2 separate regions of the Homo sapiens genome follow, and region 1 is linked to region 2. The links are chromatin contacts, found by Hi-C or POLR2A ChIA-PET in ENCODE. All regions are on one chromosome and are shown on one strand. The core of a region is the stretch at or near the end of the contact, and the rest is flanking DNA. Distances in the headings are between cores, read along the strand shown.

The links. Hi-C counts contacts between places; a loop is a spot of excess contacts on that map. ChIA-PET counts read pairs that join two places held with the same protein, here RNA polymerase II (POLR2A). Pooled maps may share reads with other maps.
Region 1: a loop to region 2 is called in a map of cardiac septum, with 2.1 times the contacts of the local background. The contact joins two enhancer-like sites. A Hi-C loop is called at or near these places in 2 of 168 maps with a recorded cell type or tissue (astrocyte of the cerebellum and cardiac septum) and 1 of 50 pooled maps. POLR2A ChIA-PET finds 5 or more read pairs at or near these places in 3 of 52 experiments (GM12878, activated CD4-positive, alpha-beta T cell and activated T-cell).

Annotation. Positions count from the first base shown.
Region 1 is chr6:14,862,215-14,869,117 of GRCh38, reverse strand. It overlaps LOC105374945 (a long non-coding RNA gene), which reads left to right. Exons shown (of 5, transcript XR_007059473.1): 3 at 1-4,783. Among named protein-coding and RNA genes, the nearest start is that of JARID2-DT, 380 kb to the left of the region's middle. Within about 2 kb of position 3,182, at least 4 of the 41 ENCODE cell types and tissues checked have a DNase peak (open chromatin) inside an H3K27ac peak, as active enhancers do.
Region 2 is chr6:14,801,087-14,808,710 of GRCh38, reverse strand. No RefSeq gene overlaps it. Among named protein-coding and RNA genes, the nearest start is that of JARID2-DT, 440 kb to the left of the region's middle. RefSeq lists a silencer at 3,679-3,973 and an enhancer at 3,492-4,327. Within about 2 kb of position 3,855, at least 10 of the 41 ENCODE cell types and tissues checked have a DNase peak (open chromatin) inside an H3K27ac peak, as active enhancers do.

The DNA.
Region 1 (6,903 bases), core at 1,933-4,432, 61 kb before region 2:
ACGATGGAAGTGTATGAGGTCCCTGGGGAGGGTGTCTGAGAAAAGGGCCAAGGGCAGAGCCTGGGGAGCCCAGCACTGGGGCATGATGCAGCCCTGAGCAGGACAGGGGAGAAGCATCCAAGGAGCTGGGGAGACGCCCTGGAGAGGGCAGTGTCCTGGACATCAAGGACATTCAGAGGACACAGTGGTCTCTAATGCCACAGTAAGAAAGGACTTAGGGGACAGTGGGGTCAGGAAGGAAAATGGCCAGAGGACTGCTGCTTTCTACAAAAAAGACTCTCAGAACCATCTACACACAGAAGGTGGCCACAGGCGCAATTTGTGTCATGATGCCACCACACTTGTGATTCTCTGGAGTCTTGTAATACCCTGTTATTGGTTCCTTTTTTAATACAATTCTCTCTCCCATCAACTTATCTATCTCTCCAACTGTGTCAATGATATATTTCACTTAAGATCAAAATGAATGCACATGCATTAAATGTTCATTTTAAGTTCTTTCTTTTTCTTTTTTGAGACGAAGCTTTGCTCTTGTTGCCCAGGCTGGAGTGCAGTGGCGTGATCTCGAATCACTGCAATCTCCACCTCCCGGGTTCAAGCGATTCTCCTGCCTCAGCCTCCTGAGTAGCTGGGATTACAGGCATGCGCCACCATGCCCGGCTAATTTTGTATTTTTAGTAGAGATGGGGTTTCTCCATGTTGATCAGGCTAGTCTCAAACTACTGACCTCAGGTGGTCTGCCCACCTCAGCCTCCCAAAGTGCTGGGTTTACAGGCGTGAGCCCCCTTGCCCAGCCAAGTTATTTCTTGATAAAGAGTTTTGGGGGATCCCTTGTAGCACACCGATGTGAAACCCATCGAGACTGGATTCTGTGTTCTGTTCATTAAATACGTCACTGTGAAGGACTCTGATAGAAGAGAAAAAAGGCTTTTAAAGAAGGTTAAAAAAAAAAGACAAGGCAGTGGGCAAGAATGCTTTGGTTTTCCTTGTGTGCTGTGGCAGTGGTACCAACAGAATTTCCTTCCCCCATGGTGGGACCTATGAGCTCAGGGCCTCTGCCCTTTGCCACATGCTGAACTGAGGTATCATGAGCTGGATCTGTCTTCTGTCTCTAAAGTCAAAGTAGGATGATGCTTTCTTAACTTCTAATTTATTTTCTTAAACTGAGAAGTGAGGAGTATGTCTTCTGGGGAATGTCCTCAGATTGCATCAGCCAGGAGCCGTGAGGACCAGCTCTCTCCCTGGTCCAGGTCTCTCAAGGATGCTCAGAGAACCTGTTCTGGCTCTGGGCAGCTTCCTGCTTAGAGTGATGAAAATAATTGTTTTCTCATCTAAATGACTGTTGAGCGATGAACTCATTGCTTTTAGGTCTCTAATAGGGCACTCCCCGGGGAACAGGTGATAGTCCTCATCTGAAACAATTTAATTGGGAAGAGATTTCACTTGGTATCTCCAAGAAGGACCCCAGGCCCTGCTTCCATAAGCAGTGCCTTGCCACATAGGAGCTGTGGCTGCTTCTTGACCCATTAGCTAGGTCAAGAGTGTTAAGAACACTCTGAACATTTACTGGGAACTCACTGGATGTAAAGTTTCTCTTTAAGATGTCACATGGTGACAGATTCAAGATATGATGCCTGCTCTCGAGTGGCTTAAACTCTCCATTTGGGTGAAGGTTAGAGAGGAAGAGGGAAAAACACTCTTGTTTGAATGCATCAATTTTAGGCTAAATATCTAGAAGCATATGCATTATAAACACATGATCCATCACAGGTATAAACATGAAACTCCACTTATCTGGTGTTCACTTATTCAATCAGCTCAGCTATCCAGAAAAAAGCTGAGATCTCAGAGCAGACACAGTTTATTAAAAAAAAAAAAAATTAGGATTCTACAGTTCAAAAACTTTGCTTGCATTGTTCTGAATTCATTTCCTCTTATTTTGGATATATTCTAGAAAGCTTTTCCAGAACATACCAGATTAACGTTGTGGAGGTGAGCTGGCCCAGGCAATGGCAATAGACTGCCTAGAAGGAGCTGGCCCAGGCAATGGCAATAGACTGCCTACAAGGAGAAGTAATTTCTGAGGACCTCACATTAAAGCAATGGTTCCCACACTTTTCAGACATGCTTTAGCATCCTCCGGATATCTTTCATTAATTTTTAAACTCAGGCCACTCACAAAATGGATTAAATAATAATCCCTGGACATGGGAGTGGGGGGAGGTGGGGAGGTGGGGTGAGCTGGGGGTTGGGTGGGTAATGGAGGACACACAGGCATCGGTAGTTTTGGAAGCTACTCAGGTGATCCAATGCACAGACAAGATAGGGAGTTATTGCATTGGACGTTAAGGATGAACAAGCAGATGTTTCACTGTGTAGTATTCTGTGGCCATTTTGTAGTATTCTACAGCCATTGCCATTTTGTGTCAGGGCAAGTACTCTTCACCTTTCTTTTTTTCTTTTTTTCTTTTTTTTTTTTTTTTTGAGATGGAGTCCTGCTCTGTCACCCAGGCTGGAGTGCAGGAGTGATCTTGGCTTACTGCAACCTCTGCCTCCCAGATTCAATTGATTCTCCTGCCTCAGCCTCCTGGGTAGCTGGGATTACAGGCATGCATCATCACGCCCGGTTAATTTTTGTATTTTTAGTAGAGATGGGGTTTCACCATGTTGGCCAGGCTGGTCTTGAACTCCTGACCTCAGGTGATCTGCCTGTCTCGGCCTCCCAAAGTGCTGGGATTACAGGCCTGAGCCACTGCACCTGGCCACCTTTCACCCTTCCAAAAAGCAGCCTGTACCTTCCTTAGGTGCATGAAGGTGAAACAATGCCCCGAACAGGCAGGAGGGATGTGCTTTCCTCCCCAGTCACTGGGAGTCCTGGGAGGTATCACTGCATTACAAATATAACCCACACCAAAGGCCCCTTTTCTGTCGCACAGAATCTGTCTCCAAGGATTCTCTGGAAATGGAAAGTGGGAACTTGTGGGCCTTTGAGATGGAGCATAGTATAGTTGTCTTCCTTTGGGTTATAGCCTTCAGAGAGGTGCTCCTTTTCACCTTGTACAGCGTGGGCTACAAGAGGCTCTTGCCACCTTTTGCATGTGACCAGGGAGGGAAATGGACACCCCTCACTAGTCAGAGGATATTACACATCAATGCCCCCCCACATCAGTGGACGTTTCTTTTCACAACTTCTTTCATTTCTTCCTGTTTCAGTGTCTAGAACTTCCTGTTGCCACACTCTGCTCCCTTGAACTCCTTTCTATAGAAATAAGGGTGTTCTTGTCCCTTCATCCATTCTTCAGCCCTAAAAATTTCACAGCCTCAGTCATTTGCTAAGGATCTACCACTTTTTAGCTCTTTCAAGCTGCTGTGGTCACAGCAGAGGATGATGTAAGCTCCTCTGCTCCCCTGCATGGGGCGGGAGGGGCCGGAGAAGTGAGGGAAGAGTGGGGGCCCAGGATTTCTCCCTTGATTATAGAGATGTGGTGGAGGATGGGGAGGCAGACGGAAAGAAAAATGTCCCAGCTCACCCTGGCACAGAGACATTGTTCCACAAAGAATGCTCACTAAAAAAATGTTTATACTATCATATTAACTTGTAAAAGAGCAAGCTATAACATTTTATGTTCAATGTAATACATTTTTATTAAGGCATAACTCCCTAAAAATGGCTGGGTAAAAGCCTGGAAAGAGATACACAAATGTTAGCGGTGGTTGCTTTTTGGACGGTGTGACCATGGCGATTAGAAATATTTTTTCCCAACTTTTCACAAGAAACATATGGCTTTTCTCATTTTTTTAAAAAAACGGGGTGGGGGAAAGAGCAATTATTTTAAGCCAGAATGTCCAAAATGATGCCGTCGAGTCCAACACAATATTTTAGACTTTGTTAATTCCTTTCTGTACAGGATAGAAGACAAAGGAGGGGCTAATCTACTTTAGCCAGATCTATCAAGCAAAGCAGTGGGAGTTGTTCACATATAAGTTCTGTACCCCCTAAAGGAGGCCCAAGTTAGTTTCTTGGCCCATGTAATGAATGCTTTCTCTCTATTGACTTTCATTTTTTAATATTCTCTGTCATGTGACATAACAAGTCAATGCTCCATAAATATTGGTCAGTTGAATGAATTAAAGAAAATATTGATGCTTACAGGCAGATAGTTTTCTAGAAAAATCTGCTTATTTTTCTGAATAATTATGAAAAACGACATGATTTCTATTTTAAAAAAAAGAGATAATGTATCTATTGTCGACGGACGGTGGATGTGAGCCATGTGTTGTGTTCATACTCGGAGAATGAAGGAAAACATCAGAGACTGGGTAAGACATAAGCATGATTTTGAAGAAATCAATTGAAATTTTATGGAAAGGAACGAGGATGTTCCAGGCATGTGGATTAGCTTATGCCAAGATCTGATGGCTAAAGAAAGGTGAGCATAGAGGGTGGCCAGGTTGTTGACGGGAGCAGATGGCGTGGGCTAGAAGGATCCTGGCAGGGGTCACTGATAGATAGAGGAGGAGAGAAACCCGTAGACAAACAGATTAGATTTCCCTCTGATGCTGGTAAATGCGGAGCTTTTTGTAAGTTTTGGGGGAAAGTGTGTTCCCAAACACATATCCTGCTCTCTTGCTCCTCTTTCTATGGCAAAGGAGGAGAAATTTCTTCCAGAGACATAAGCAGGAGGAAGCTGGAGCTCTCTCCTGAGTGATTGTCAGTTGCAGAGGAGGTGAATATCACAGGACAAGCAAGCGTGGGGGAGAAGACTGCCTAGACATTCTAAAGGTGCAGTATGGCATTGAGGAGCGGGGAGAATTTTATCCCATCCATGGTTAGCTGAAGGGTTCTTCCTCTTCCTCAGCTCCCACACCCTCTCACCCCCACCGCTGAAATTTCCTGCCTTGTGCTCATCTTTGTTCCAGATACTCATTGCCTGTTTGGCTCTCCTGCACCATTCCGTTTCTCTGCAATGGTTCATTGCTTTCTCAGCAGACTGTGTTTACAGTATACCCAAGACTGCCCCTACAGTCCTATCCCGATAACCACCAAGCCGATTGCACCCTGACTTATCTCCGGAGCTCACACTCTTACTTCCAGGCACCTGCTGGACACATCCTACTAGGTATCTCTTAGGCACCTCTATCACAACATGCCCCAAACTGAATTCATTTTCTTCTCCCTCCAAGTCTGCCTGCCGTTTTCTTTGCAGTCTCAGTTTTAACCCCACTGTCAGACAGAACACCGTTTGCCCTTGCCTACCTCTCACTCACCCCCCATGTCTAGTCAATCACTGTTCCTGGACCATTCATTCTACCTGCAAAATGTCTGTTGATGCCGGGCACAGTGGCTCACACCTGTAGTCTCAGCACTTTGGGAGGCCAAGGCGGGTGGATCACCTGAGGTCAGGAGTTCGAGACCAGCCAGACCAACATGGTGAAACCCCTTCTCTACTAAAAATACAAAATGAGCCGGACGTGGTGGTACAGGCCTGTAATTCCAGCTATTCTGGAGGCTGAGGCAGGAGAATCTCTTAAGCCTGGGAGGCGAAGGTTGCAGCAAGCCGAGATCGAGCCAGTGCACTCCAGCCTGGGCCGCAAGAACGAAACTCCGTGTCAAAAAAAAAAAAAAAGTCTGTTGCATCTCTTAGCTTTTCTTTTCCCTGGTGCTAATTTTGTGTCGTCTCCTGGGTCACTGCTTTCTCCTGGGACAGCATGCTAACTCTTGCCTTCAATTCCTCTCTGTTTCTGTTTTTCCAATCTATCCTCCTCATTTCCTGCCAGGATGATCTTTCTGAAGCCAATCGGATCATGTCAATTTTGCTGAAAAAGCACTCAAGCACCCCAAGTCGTGGCCTAAGGATCAAGCTTCTCATCTGGCTCAGAATATCTTCCCAGCCTCATCTCACATTACCTGTGCTCCTTCCTCCCTTTTGCACAGTTCTCCATCCACACAGAAATATTTCCCATGCCCCAAACAACAGCCTGGCTCCCTTTCCTACTTTTGCACCTGATTTTTCCCTCAATCTGGTTTTCCTCTCATGCCCTGCCTGCGAACCCTGTCTGCAAAATAGCATTATGCACAAGGGGACCCACTGCCCTGCCCCGCTCATCCTTCCTAGCAGCACTTAAGGCCCCCTCCCTGCAAAGCCTTCTCTGCCCTTTCTCCAAGGTTCGGTTAGAGCTTAAGGACAGCTTATTTAATGTGGTTATCTCTCCTCTACAATATCAATTCTATGCAAGGAGAGATCTGAGTTTTATTCATCCAGATCCTAGCACAGAGCCTGGCATGAAGTAAATCCTTAATCTCTGTTTATTGAATGAATGAATAAATACATTCTTTTTTTTTTTTTTTAAATAAAAGTATTGGCCGGGCTTGGTGGCTCATGCCTGTAATTCCAGCACTTTGGGAGGCCAAGGCTGGTTGCTTGAGCTCAGGAATTTGAGACCTGCCTGGGCAACATAGCAAGACCCCATCTCTAAAAAAAAGAAACCATAACAACTAGCCAGACATGGTGGCGCACACCTGTAGTTTCAGCTACTCGGAAGGCTGAGGTGGGAGGATCACTTGAGCCCAGGAGGTCAAGGCTGCAGTGAGCCATGATTGTACCACTGTGCTGGAGCCTGGGCTACAAAGTGAGACCCCATCTAGAAAAATAAATGAGTAAATAAATAAATATATTCCTATTGTTTAATTCAATAATTCCACTTCTGAGAATGCTTCCTAGAAAATCATCCAACATATTAGAACAAAATAAAGATGTTCCTTGTAGAATTATTTAAATGATAACTCTTAAAATATATTTGCCCAACAGTTGTGGAATGGTTAAATCAATTATGATACTTCTATTTCCTAGAGTTTTGTACAGATACGGTGGAAGCTTATGAATAAATAAATGCTTTATTCTT
Region 2 (7,624 bases), core at 2,606-5,105:
ACAAGATCTTGCTGAGCTAAGAAGCCTGTGAACCCCTCAGTGTGCACCTTTTCCAGGACAGCTTGCCTGGGCTGGCTTAAGTGTCCACCTTGTATTTGAACTGAAGGGAGTCTAATAGTTGGCAAAGTAATACACAGACTGCCCCCTTCACAGGGATAGCTAGAATTCATTTCTCTAAGTGGCAGGGATTCCTGACCATCCTAACTGGAGCCCTTATGCTAAGGCTGAGCTCTTACAGCCAATTTGCGGCATTGTCTGGTGCTACTGAAACCCACCCAAGAGTCCCATAGAAAGGTGTTTTTGGATAAACATAGAAATTGAACTTTCTGGTCTTAAAGCTTGAAACCCAAATTTGTTTTATCTGAGTTCCTTCCTTGGGAAGGGATCCCTAGACCTCTCAAAAAGTATCAAATAACTGAAACTCACCAGATTCTCCCATCCAGACAGTGAAATGCCAGACTCCTCATTTATCGTGATTGTTTCCTTCTGTTTTCTTAGACATTGTTACCTTTCTTCCTGCTATATAAACTCCCAGTTTCAGAGGGTCAGGGAGACGGATTTGAGACTGAGCTCCCATCTCTTCATTGGCAGCACCTGATTAAAGCCTTCTTCCTGGCAATACTCATGATGTCAGCGACTGGCTTTCTGTGCGGCGAGCAGCAGGTCCTAGACCAAACCCCTGGTGTTTTGGTAACACGACTTACTTATTCTCTCCATGCCCCAGCCGGGTAGTAAAATGAGACTATCAGGACTGACTTAATTCACAGGCAGGTCAAGTGGAAGATCAAGTTGATCATGAAGGTCCCTTTGGCTGTATTACAACCATATAGGTTTGAATATTTTGGGGGGCTTTATTCTCCACCTGGAAATTACAGGGTGCACCAGATAGAAATGGATTCATTGAATCCAGGGTAGAGTGATTGAGGTGAAGGTATACTAAGAATTTCTTGTCTCTTGGGGAAGCCAGGACCACAAGAAAAATATCTGAAGGGAAGGAGCTAGTAAGGCAATCCATCTATCGATCGTTCAGGATTTCTTGTTTAGAATTCAACAGGTAGATGTCTGGTGGGACCACCACTGTTTTGGAAGCCTGCGGGTGTTTTAGACTGAGCAACGAGCACAGGCTAAGGCTTTGATGGACGTTCTAAGGAGGTTTCTTTTAAAATTTCTTTTCCTCTTTAAAGGGGGAAAAGGTTCCTTGAGGTTATTGAGAGCACCAGGGCTTCTTTCTGAACTCTTCAGAACATATATGAAAAATGAAGCTTGAGCGTTTCTCCCTATTTGGCTGTCTTCCTGGAGTCAGCTTTATCAGAACTCTAACTCATCGGTGTCATCACTGCCTTCTAATTGTACACTGTTTTCCGTGGCGTCTTCTGAACTAGCATCAGGTTTTCATCAAACATGGAAGTGTTCTTATCAGGGGAATGCCACATTCTGAAATCTCTGGAAGGGGTGTGTGTGTGTGTGTGTGTGTGTGATGTGTGTTTTCATGAGATTGTGGAAGACACCCCATGCAAATCCCAGACAGATCTGCCTGAGCTCGAGAACCCTAGGGCCTACCCCGGGGGGGCTCCATCTGTCCCGGCAAAAGCAACACCTGCCATGTAGTGCTCATCACTTCCCTTGCCCCATTACCCAGGTTAGCTTCCTATCATGTTAGTGGAACCCAGCCTCCCCCATTGCCCAAGCTCTCTTCTCTTATCCTCCGCTTCCAATACATTCCTGAATCTTGTGTAAAGAGAGCCTGCCTCCCAATTATCCCTGTATTTATGCATCCCTTCTGCCCATGTCTTACCTCTGACTCTGACATTTTTTTACTTGCCCATTTCTAAAGCCTCCAACTGTTTCTTTTCCCAGACCTGTCTCTTTTTCCATCAGAGTGTTCAAGGCTCTTCCTGATGAAAGCCTTGTGCTGACCCCTCATGGCCTTCAGGATAAAGTCTAAGCAACCCTGCACAGGAGATGAGGCTCTGCAGGATCCCACCTCCCTCTTCCCAATCCCCAACTTGTGTGGCAAAGCTCAGGTCTCCTTGATGTTGTCTGCACTGGTCCTTGTGTTCAGAATGTCCTTCCCAACTTTAAGAGGCTCTCATTTTGTCTTTAAGATCCAGCTCTGGGATCTCACCTTTCTCCAGGTAGATGATAATAAAAATATTTAACAACCTGTCTGATTGGGTTCTGAGCAGTTAGAACAGATGCCATGGATAACTACTGGTGTGGCCTTGCTTGAGCATGCCAGGAAACTGTCATCTGGGTCTACCCCACCAAGCAGGGTTGATCCTGCCCTGCTTTGCTGCACCACTGTATGTGTGGAGGCACACATTTTTCACCCTGTATTCATTCAACAGACATTTAATAATTGCCTACTCTGCTTAGACCCTGGCTAGATGACGGCAGTACAAGAATAAATGAGACAGTGTTTCTGCCCCTGAGGTGTCTGTGGTCTAGACATAGAGCTTTTGTTTTTCTCCTTATGTGATCATCTATAAAACTATGAGCTCCTTGGAGGGTGGGGACCAACTCTCTCACCTTGGCATCTTTGGTACCTGCCTGTACCTGGCATGTAGCATCCTCAGTCCGTATTTGTGGAATGAGGGGAGGATTATCTGGCTGGCATCCCCAGCGTCTGGGCCCACAGTTCAGGGTGTCAGTGTGTTAAAATGATTCCAGGGGTTGATTGGGCATGAGCTGAAGGGCTTCCAATGAGAGGTGTAGGTGACAATGTTTATTTATAAAGGCATAATTTAGAGAATTATGAGACTCATTTGCCTTCTCTGTTCCTCCAAATTCAACTCTCCTGCCCCCTTCTTCTTCTAGTTCTTTTTTGAATGGAATGTCAATGTCACCCACTCACTGGTTTTATATAGCTCTTATTGAAGTAAAATGCAACGGAAATTGTGCATATTAATTAAAAGCTCAGAATGTGCACAGTTTTGGAACTGCTAATTAAAACTCTTACCAATCAGGTTGCATTAGTGGTTTTAAACACTTTTCTTTTCCTGAACCTAGAACTTTGCTAACCAGAGAAGACGACTTTTAAAGAGGCAATTGTCAGGAATGATAGCACCTTTTTTTTAAATTTTAATGTTAAATTTTAATTTTAGAGTCTCACTCTGTCGCCCAGGCTGGAGTATAGTGGCTTGATCTTGGCTCACTGCAACCTCCGCCTCCTGGGTTCAAGCAGTTCCCCTGCCTCAGCCTCCCAAATAGCTGGGACTACAGGTGCACGCCACCATGCCTGGCTAATTTTTTGTATTTCAGTAGAGATGGGGTTTCACCATGTTGGCCAGGATGGTCTCAATCTCCTGACCTCATGATCCATCCACCTTGGCCTCCTAAAGTGCTGGGATTACAGGTGTGAGCCACCGCGCCCGGCCCAGAATCTTGTTTTAAAAACTGCTGTATGTACCTCCAGTGAAATCTGAGGTTTGGTGTCTCCCGGGCACTTTGAAGGTTATTGAGAGGGCACAAGTGATTTCTAAATCCCTTCCTTCTGCCCTCAAAGGATGGCTGCCACTGTGCAGGTAGCATAGCTGTTGGGAAAGGGCCTGAAAGCTCCTTCCTCCTCAGGCAGGTCAAGAGAAGCACGTGTCATCAGTTTCTGGGACTGTCTGGGCAACCATGGCCTCTGAAGTTTGAGCTCATGCTCTGCCCATGGCTGCAGCTGCCTGTGGTAAGCCGAATGAATTCCAGGAGGGAAGATGACAGAAGAGGCTCAAGGCTCCGGCTCTGTTCCCTGCTCTGCTTTCTTTCAGAGCCTGGAATTCTCCACCAAGCCCATCGCTGCTGCGTGGCTTTCTGGGCGCCGTGCCAAGGACTCACACTGGACTCTGTATTCAGCCCCAGATTGCATCCTGCCTCGGCGTTTGGGGTGGGGCGGCCCAGCAGGGCTCCCCTTGTGACTGGAGTCAGAGTTTGCCTGGGCTCCCCTGAGGCGGGCCTAGGCCGGGGTCGTGAGGCTGCTCCAACAAGCAGCCCCATTGTATCCCAGCCTGGGAGTGCACAGAGAGCGGCTCCTGTGATGGAGAAGCCCCTGTGCCTCTGCAGGGTTTGATTCCACCCAACCAGGCGAAGCCATGTGGTGAGCATGTGCTCGAGGCTGCCTGTGGTCGGGGACACGGGCTGGCCATGTGCTATGAGTTTGGGCTTCCTTTCTTTTTCAGAAGGTGTTTGATTCATGCAAAATGCTTAACGATGCCTGCTATGCACCTCATGGGGGATCAGATCCCCTTTGATGTGCGAGGTCTTTTTGGAGGTTCCAAAAAAACAGTTCAAAAGGTTTACTTTGGACACCACACCTCCAGCACATGTCGAAGTCAAAGCCAGGCTCCCCAGGCAGCACGCTGGAGAAAATATTTTGTGCCAGTTTCTTCCTCTTTCTCTGCTGTGTCTTGTGCTGAGCACAGATTTTTGACTTCACACTGTCCTGGTGGTGAAAAGAGGAGACTGAGCAAAGGAAAATAAACATCACTGAGCTTTTTGAGTGTCCAGGGAAGCAAAAGTGCACCGCGGTCTTTCAGTCCTGCTGAAACTGGGTGGTGAGAGCCGGGTGGATGAGCTGCCTGTGCTGACAGATCCTCCCTCATGCCTTAGGGCTTGGAGCGGTCCGAGGGAAGCACAGGCATTAACAGAGCCATCTGCCCGCCCCATGTGGGTCAAACCACAGTTTTGCCTGGGCTTGTGGTCAGGTGGCAGGCACAGTGCTGTTACCCTGTCTCCTCTCTTCCACGGTGCGTGTGACTTAGGGATGGCTCTGCAAAGATGGGGGTGCAGAGTGCAGAATGGGAGGCAGGACTGGAGACCCATGAAAGGGAAGGTTGGGACCCATGGAGAAATCATGTCTTATGCTGCATTGTTCTGAGAATTTCCTTGCTCTTCCCTGTGCCCCAGGCGTGGGGATGGAGAAGGTACCACCACCTCGTGAGCTCTGCTCACGAGCCGGGGGCTGTAGTGGTGGGATGGAGTGGGATTTCTCCCTGATTCTCTGGAGAAAGCAAAGCAGAAACATACCTTATCATGGATGTAGCCATGGCCTTGAAATCAGGGGCTCAGGGAAGGAATTTCTCCACTGTCTTGTCTAATTATCAGGAGTCCCTTGGAGGAAGTCATTTTTCTGTCTTATGGGGTATTTACCCACCAGCCAGGGTGGATGTTTCTGCAGTGACCAAACTGCTGTACACAAGTGAGGGGAGGGCTGGTGGACTCCAGATTACTTGGTCTTTCACTCTGCAAAAGAAAATGTTTTAGGGCCGGGAGCGGTGGCTCATGCCTGTAATCCCAGCACTTTGGGAGGTCAAGGTGGGCAGATCATGAGGGCAGGAGATGGCTAACACGGTGAAACCCTGCCTCCACTGAAAATACAAAAAAAAAAAAAAAAATTAACTGGGCATGGTGGTACATGCCTGTAGTTCCAGCTACTCGGGAGGCTGAGGCAGGAGAATCACTTGAACCGGGGAGGTGGAGGTTGCAGTGAGCCAAGATTGTGCCACTGCACTCCAGCCTGGATGACAGAGCGAGACTCTATATCAAAAAAAAAAGAAAGAAAAGGTTTTAAAATTTACAAGTCGAGGAACAGCACAGGCTCCGGGTGGGCCCAGAGACCAGAATCTGGAGTGTTTGCTAGCACAGGTGTGCAGGAGTGGCAGCGGGGAGGGACACGACCCAGAGGCCCCCACAGCTCTGCTTTCTGTGCCCTAGGGATGATATCATTTATTTCTATCCTTGCACGATGCAGGTGACTGCCCCCAGCAACCCCCAACCCCCTCACCAAAACTGGCATCTCTGAAAAGCCACAAATGCTCAGTCAGCCTCCAGTGCGATTTTAGCACAACATATGGAAATCTACTGGGGCCAACTCTGCAACTATCTGGCAAATGATAGGTATGTAGAATTGCAAACTATTCTTTATGCAGTTTAACTCAGGCTTTTGTATCACTCTCCAGTTTCCCTTCATAGATTTCCTTGAAGTTCTGCAAGTCCCCTCCCTCATCTGTGGCTGAAAATAATCCCTATGCACCGTCCAGTCTCTGTTAGGCTAAGACTGCTCCGTTGTCCTGCTCCTAGAGGAATTCAATGAATTATTCTTTTTCTTTCCTGGGTTCATGTCCTTGGAGATCCCCTCTGGCTTCAGAGCATCCCTACACATTTCTCTGTCGCTTCATGCTGTGGCTTTGCCAGTTTTCTCATGTTTTCTGAAATCCCTTCTTTTTAGCAGAGGTAGGTTTCTGCCCAGGCATCATTTTCTTAGTCTTTGCGTATCACATTCTGTCAGCCCTTCTCTCCGTGTCACTCTAGGTTCTTCTTTTCATTTTAGAACAGATGTTAGCATTTTAAAAAGTCCATTTCTGATTGAGTTAGCAATTCATGATTAGTTACTCTGGGTCAAGCAGTGTACCAGGCACTTTCATTTCTCAGTAATTTACAGGGCACTCCTGCATTGCTATTCCATTTTTAGACATGAAAATACTGTCACCCGATGAGTTACACTGGTAGTAAGTAGTGGAGAAGCTCCTCTAACACAAAATCAAATTCTCTTTTCTCTGTATCACATGTGGTTCCCTCATAGCTAGATGGAGACCACTCTCAATTTCACATAACATTTAGAAATGTCTCCAGTTCTGGCCGGGCTCAGTGGCTCACGCCTGTAATCCCAGCACTTTGGGAGGCTGAGGCGGGTGAATCACTTGGGGCCAGGAGTTCAAGGCCCGCCTGAACAACATGGCAAAACCCTGTCTCTACTAAAAACACAAAAATTAGCCAGTCATGGTGGTGCATGCCTATAATCCCAGCTACTCAGGAGGCTGAGGTGGGAGGATCGCTTGAACTCGGGAGACGGATGTTACAGTGAGCTGTGATCAGGCTCCTGCACTCCAGCCTGGGTGACAGAATGAGACTCTATCGCAAAAAAAAAAAAAAAAAAAAAAAGAAAGAAATGTTTCCAGTTCCCCCACATGCCTGTCTTGGAGAGGTAACTAATCCAAAGTGACAGATGAAACTCCATTTCTTGTGTGTGTGTTTTATTTAATGTTGGTCAATATTGTGGACAGACATTACCCTCCCCTTTAGCGAACAATGAAACAATTGATTAGTTTAAAGATCCAGCTCCAGATTTGTATGTCTATGACATGGAATGAAAATCCATGTATATTACTCCTCTCTTCATCAATCCATCTCCTGATTTTGTTCAGGCCTGCTTGTCCTTTCCTTTTCTAGTTTTGGTGCCTGGACATCCAGGCCAATTTACATAGCCACTTTTCTCTGGCTCTTGAGTCACTCAGCATGAGGCACAACACGGGCCAATAGGACAACACACAGATATTTGTTATATGGGCAGCAGGAACAGAGGTACTGAGAGATTATCTCAAATATTAACAGTGCATGACTTAAAAACAAAATATGCAATGGACTGGGACCAATTCCATGTCCTCTAGGACCAGAAACAGGAAGACATATTGGAGGCGCTGGGAGTCCAAGTCATAAAGTCAAAAGGAAGAAGACATTGATAATCAGCCTGGGACCATCCATAACTGGAGAATTTGAAGCAGAGGGAAAATAAGTGATTTGGGAAAGGAAAAACAGATTCAAACACCACAAAATCTTATCTCAAATTGGGAGACCCCTTGAC